Linked DNA regions of Homo sapiens: region 1 is linked to region 2. A link is an interaction called in ENCODE POLR2A ChIA-PET data of the cell type or tissue named here. Cell type or tissue: CD4-positive, alpha-beta T cell. All regions are shown on one strand. Each heading gives the region's core, and the rest is flanking DNA. Links, peaks and the distances in the headings are about the cores only. Region 1 has its middle 5.5 kb from the start of MIR150. Region 2 overlaps NOSIP (nitric oxide synthase interacting protein).

What was found. Peaks named below come from ENCODE experiments on the same cell type or tissue, not always from the same donor. Only the 100,000 strongest peaks of a DNase experiment are listed, where the experiment ranks them.
Region 1: POLR2A ChIA-PET joins it to region 2 with 10 read pairs; 26 of 35 experiments call an interaction of 5 or more read pairs at or near these places.

What each region holds. Positions count from the first base shown.
Region 1 is chr19:49,504,962-49,507,864 of GRCh38, forward strand. No RefSeq gene overlaps it. Among named protein-coding and RNA genes, the nearest start is that of MIR150, 5.5 kb to the left of the region's middle. In CD4-positive, alpha-beta T cell, for the core only: CTCF peaks have their summits at 1,766 (motif pointing right) and 1,966; a DNase peak (open chromatin) is centred at 1,820.
Region 2 is chr19:49,559,431-49,562,333 of GRCh38, forward strand. NOSIP (nitric oxide synthase interacting protein) reads right to left here. Exons shown (of 9, transcript NM_001270960.2): 2 at 1,192-1,262; 3 at 504-609. The coding sequence starts at 1,261. Among named protein-coding and RNA genes, the nearest start is that of NOSIP, 20 kb to the right of the region's middle. RefSeq lists an enhancer at 1,169-1,218. In CD4-positive, alpha-beta T cell, for the core only: no CTCF peak of the experiment used is centred there; DNase peaks (open chromatin) are centred at 691 and 1,321; H3K4me3 peaks cover 1,583 bases; H3K27ac peaks cover 2,500 bases.

The sequences.
Region 1 (2,903 bases), core at 275-2,774, 55 kb before region 2:
TCCTGGGTCTAACACTGTAGTAGGTCCTGGCTCTATTACGTATTATAGCAAGACAGGCCAGGCACAGTGGCTCAGACTGCAATCCCAGCACTTTGGGAGGCCAAGATGGGAGGCTCTCTTGAGCCCAGCAGTTTGAGACCAGCCTAGGCAACATAGGAAGACCCCATCTCTACAAAAAAAACTTAAAAATTAGCCAGGTGTGGTGGTACGTACCTGTAGTACCAGCGACTCGGGAGGCTGAGGTGGGAGGATCGCTTCAGCCTGGGAGGTCGAGGCTGCAGTGAGCTATTATCATGCCACTGCATTCCAGCCTGGGTGACAGAGTGAGACCCTGTCTCAAGAAAAAAAGTAAAAATAAAAGACCGATGGATGTTTCAGAGGTCAGTATAGATTTAGCTAGAACATTCTAGCAGAACACCAACGATGTTCTAGATGAGTTTGAGGAACACATCAAGCCTTCCCAGGGACATTCATTCTACAAATGTTTATTGCGCTGTTCCCCAGGGATGGCTGCAAGAGTGAGCAAGACAGCTCCAGCCAGAGCCTGGTGTCAGAGCCTGCAATCCAGTGGGATCCCTGGGGGCCCAGCCTGGCTGCGGAGTGGGGGCGTTAACAGGAACCGGGGGCTACTATGGACGCCCTGTGTGCCACGTGGAGCCTTTGGCCTGCTGAAGCCTCTAATGAAATAGTAGGTTGGGCCGGGCATGGTGGCTCATGCCTGTAATCCCAGCACTTTGGGAGGCCGAGGCGGGTGGATCACAAGGTCAGGAGATCGAGACCATCCTGGCTAACATGATGAAGCTCCGTCTCTACTAAAAAAAAAAAATTAGCCAGGAGTGATGGCAGGTGCCTGTAGTCCCAGCTACTCAGGAGGCTGAAGCAGGAGAATGGCGTTAACCCGGGAGGCGGAGCTTGCAGTGAGCCGAGATCGCACCACTGCACTCCAGCCTGGGTGACAGACAGAGACTCCGTCTCAAAAAAAAAAAAAAAAAAGAAATAGGTTGGTGCAAAAGCAATTGTGGTTTTTTGTTTGTTGTTTGTTTGTTTTTGAGTCTCACTCTGTTGCCCAGGCTGGAGTGCAGTGGCACAATCTCATCTCACTGCAACCTCTGCCTCCCAGGTTCAAGCGATTCTCCTGCCTCACCCTCCCAAGTAGCTGAGATTACAGGTGCCCACTACCATGTCTGGCTAATTTTTGTATTTGTAATAGAGATGGGGTTTTGCCATGTTGGCCAGGCTGGTCTCAAACTCCCGACCTCAGCCTCCCAAAGTGCTGGGATTACAGGCGTGAGCCACCGTGTCTAGCCAGCAATTGCGGGTTTTTTGTTTGTTGGTTTTTTTCAGATGGAGTCTTGCTCTGTCACCCAGACTGAAGTGCAGTGGCACAATCTCGGCTCATTGTAACTTCCGCCTCCCAGGTTCAAGCGATTCTCCTGCCTCAGCCTCCCAAGTAGCTGGGACTATTCAGCGAGTGCCACCATGCCTGGCTAATTTTTGTATTTTTAGTAGAGACAGGGTTTCACCATGTTGGCCAGGCTGGTCTGGAACTCCTGACCTCGTGATCCGTCTGCCTCGGCCTTCCAAAGTGCTGGGATTATAGGCGTGAGCCACCGTGCCCGGCCTGCAATTGGGGTTTTAATGGCAGAAACCGCAATTACTTTTGCACCACCCTAATATAAAGACACAATTATTATCCCCATTTTCCAGATAAAGAACCTTTGGCTGGGAGAGGTGTACCTGGAAGAGTCGTGTTTTGGTTTTGAACTCAGGTGTGATTGCCCCCCAGGTCAGTAGGGGGCACTATTGTGTAAGGGTGGAGAGGAGGGGCAGCGGTTAGGTGGTTCAGGGTGCACAGCTCAAAGCTGCCTGGGGCCATTCTAGGCACAGAGGCAGGGGCCAGGGCCGGCTTTAAGGCCAGCTCCTCGTGCAGTCTGAGGAGTGGATCAGAAGGGACCAGCACCTGGTGAGTGCTCTACTTGAACCATCTTGAAACTGGAACCAAGGGGACCACATTTTTGTTTTATGCTGAGTGTGTCCTGCCATGGGCTTTTCCTTTCCCTTCCCCTTCTCCTTCCCCTCCCCCTTCCCCTTCCCCTCTCCTCTTCTCTTCTCTTCCGTTTTTTGGAGACGGAGTCTTGCTCTGTCGCCCAGGCTGGAGTTCAATAGCGCAATCTCGGCTTACTGCAACCTCCGCCTCCTGGGTTCGAGTGATTCTCCTGCCTCAGCCTCCCGAGTAGCTGGGATTACAGGTGCGCACTACCACGTCCGGCTAATTTTTGTATTTCTAGTAGAGACGGGGTTTCACCACGTTGGTCAGGCTGGTCTCGAACTCCTGACCTCGTGATCCGCCCACCTCAGCCTCCCAAAGTGCTGGGATTACAGGCGTGAGCCACCGGCGCCCGGCTCTTCCGGCTCTTCTTTTCTTTTTCCTTTTCTTTCTTTCTTTTTTTTTTTTTTTTGAGACAGGGTCACACTCTGTCGCCCAGGCTGGAGCACAGTGGCGCGATCTCGGCTCACTGAAACCTCTGCCTCCCAGGTTCAAGCGATTCTCCTGCCTCAGCCTCCTGAGTATCTAGGATTACAGGCACAGGCCACCAGGCCCAGCGAATTTTTGCACCATAGAGATGGTGTTTCGTCATGTTGGCCAGGCTGGTCTCGAACTCCTGACCTCAGATGATCTGCTCGCCTTGGCCTCCCAAAGTGCTGGGATTACAGGCATGAGCCACCGCGCCCGGCCTTGCCAGGGGCTTTCTACTGCACTATAGTGTGGACTTCAGGACATTGTAGCTGTCCTGGGGGAGCCCAGGTGACAGTCTAAGGGGGTTCTAATAGAGCCCTGGGGACATGACAGCAGGATCCCAGGGGGAGAGAGGGTGTAGTCAGGGCTCATTAGAACAGAGCCC
Region 2 (2,903 bases), core at 314-2,813:
TCACCTGAGCCTGGGATATCAGTGAGCCAAGATGTCCCCATTGCACTCCAGCCTGGGCAACAAAGTGAAGACTCTGTCTCAAAAAAAAAAAAGAAACCTGAAGGTGGCCTTGGGGGCCCTGATCATTAATTACTGTCTTCTACAAAATATACCACTAATTGAGCACGTATTTAGTGCCTGGACTCAGCACCTGTTAAGCCTTTGCCCTACCATCAGAGGTAGGTCATGGGAAGTGTCCAAAGGTGAGCTGCTCCGATGGCCTCGGCAATGCTCTGAGAGCCCTACACCCCATTAGAAGTATGTTCCTTTCCATATGTTCCACACTATGAAACAGATGCTAGGATCATGCCCATGTCCCATGTGAGAATACAGAGGCTCTGAGGATAAACTGCTCATCCAGGGTTCCCTGGCTGTGCAGGTGGCCAGACCCACGCACACAGCCTCCTCCTGGCGGTTCCCTTGCTCTCCCCACCCAGACCTACCCATCCCTGTTCCCAGCTCACGTGACAACAGGATCGTGGCAAGGCTGCAGGGAGAGACAACAGCAGTCGAAGTCCTTCACGGCATCCCGGCTCAGTCGAATGTTCTGGGTCCCATAGCCCGAGGCCGCTGGGGACAGAGATGGGCAGAGTGATGGAGGGGCGGAGCAACAGGAGACATGTCCGTCTCCAAAGCCCCAGAGAGAGGCACAGAGACAACGCGGTGGTGGGGGTGGGGGACTCAGAGAGAAACAGGCAGTTGGGAGCCGCTGCCTGTGTGCTGGGGCCACGGGCTGAACCCACAGGGAGTTGTCAACCCTGGAGGGTGAGAGGCAGACAGGCCTGGTCACTGAGTGGCAGCTTGGTGGAGGGGCTGACGGCTGACTCCCCTCCACCCTTCTGACTGTGACCAAGCTCAAGTGCCTGTCCCTCTTTGGGCCTCAGTTTCTTCCTCTGGAACATGGGGTAACAAGAGCACCCTCCCTGACACTCTGTTGGGAGGAGTGAGTTCATGCGCAGAAGGCAGAGAACACAGTGCCGGGCCACATGGGGTCATGGGATCACCCAGCTGTTGTTTACATGGTCATGGCCATCAGTGTATATCGGGGGCGGGAGAGAGACAGGGACAGAGGAAGCAAAACCTGGGGCACGAGGGGAGAGGGTGACTCCAAGACACAGCCATGTCCCGCCTCTTCCCACCCCAGCCCTGCACCTGTGTCCTTCTTCTTCTCGTGGTAGGTGTAGACGGCCCCTGCGGTGCAGTTCTTGCCATGCCGCGTCATCCTAGGGAGGAAGGGACAGTGGCAGGACTGTGGTTACCGGAGGCAGGCAGCACAGGGAAGACCTCTGCAGCCCTCAGAGCTGATCTGCCCCCCTTGATGGGAAAGCGGAGGCGGAGAAGGGGGGTGAGGTGGAAGAGAGGGAGGGCATGTGGTCGCCAGGCCTCCTCCAGGAAGTCCTCCTTCCAGACTCACCTAGACTCATTTATATGTGAAAATAGCACCTTTAACAACAAAACTCTTTGTTTGGAGGTAAGAGGGTGAGAGACCAGAGTTCAAATTCTAGCCACTACTTCAGATTAGCTAGGGTGGTGGCTGTGCCATTTAATGGAGGGGAAAAAAAAAGACACCAAGGGGGCCACTATTGTTGATGAATCCACTCCACCTTCCCTTCCCCTCTCATATCTGTAAGCTCTGACTGAGGCCAAGGCGTGGACCAGCCCAGTGATTGGCTCAAGGCTGGGCACTTAGCTAAGGCTTGACACTTAGCTAAGGCTTGACCCAATCGCTGCCTGCCAGTCCACTAGCGACTGGATCTAGCAGCTGTGATTATGTCTCAGATCGACCGATCAGAGGGCAGGTCAGAGTAGGGCTCTGTGTCTAGGGGAAGAGCTACCTCCACTCCCACTGCAGGTAAAGGAGGAAGAGAAGACCCCAGAACCCTGGAGCTCAATTCAAAAAGCAAAGCTTTTTTTATTCTGTAAGTTTTCAAACACATACAAAACCAGAATAGTATAAGGAACCCCCATGATGTACCCATGTCCTGCGGTCCAGCAGCTGTCAACATTTTGCCACCTTACTTTGATACCTTTGATCATTCCCCATACTTAAGGGCAACCCCCACCCTTTTAAATGACTTTATTGAGACACAATTCACATACCATAAAATTAACCCTTTTAAAGTGGTTTCAGACCAGGTGTAGTGGCTCACGCCTGTAATCTCAGCACTTTGGGAGGCTGAGTCAGGTGGATCACTTGAGTTCAGGAGTTCAAGATCAGCCTGGCCAACATGGTGAAACCCCGTCTCTACTAAAAATACAAAAATTAGCTGGGCGTGGTGGCACACGCCAGTAATCCCAACTACTCGGGAGGCTGAGGCACTGAGAATCACTTGAGCCCAGGAGGCAGGGGTTGCAGTGAGCCGACATCATGCCACTGCACTCCAACCTAGACAGAGCAAGGCTCTGTCACAATTAAAAAAAAAAAAAAAAAGACATTGCCTAAGCCAAGATAATGCACATTTATTCCTATGTTTTCTTCTAGGGGTTTGATCATTTTAACTTTTACTTTTTGAGTTAATTTTTGTGTATGGTGTGAGGAAGGGAGCCCCCTACTTTTCTGGAGTTCATTTGTAAAAGGAGAAGCCCTGAACCCACAGAGGCTGGGCAGCTTTCACCAAGACTGCTTGGCCAGTAAACAGCCTGCATGCCTGTTTGTTTGTTTGTTTTTTGAGACGGAGTTTCACTCTTGTTGCCCAGACTGGAATGCAATAGCATGATCTTGGCTCACTGAAACCTCTGCCTCCCAAGTTAAAGCGATTCTCCTGCCTCAGCTTCCCAAATAGCAGGGATTACAGGTGCCTGCCACCACGCCTGGCTAATTTTTTTGTATTTTTAGTAGAGACGGGGTTTCACCGTGTTGGCCA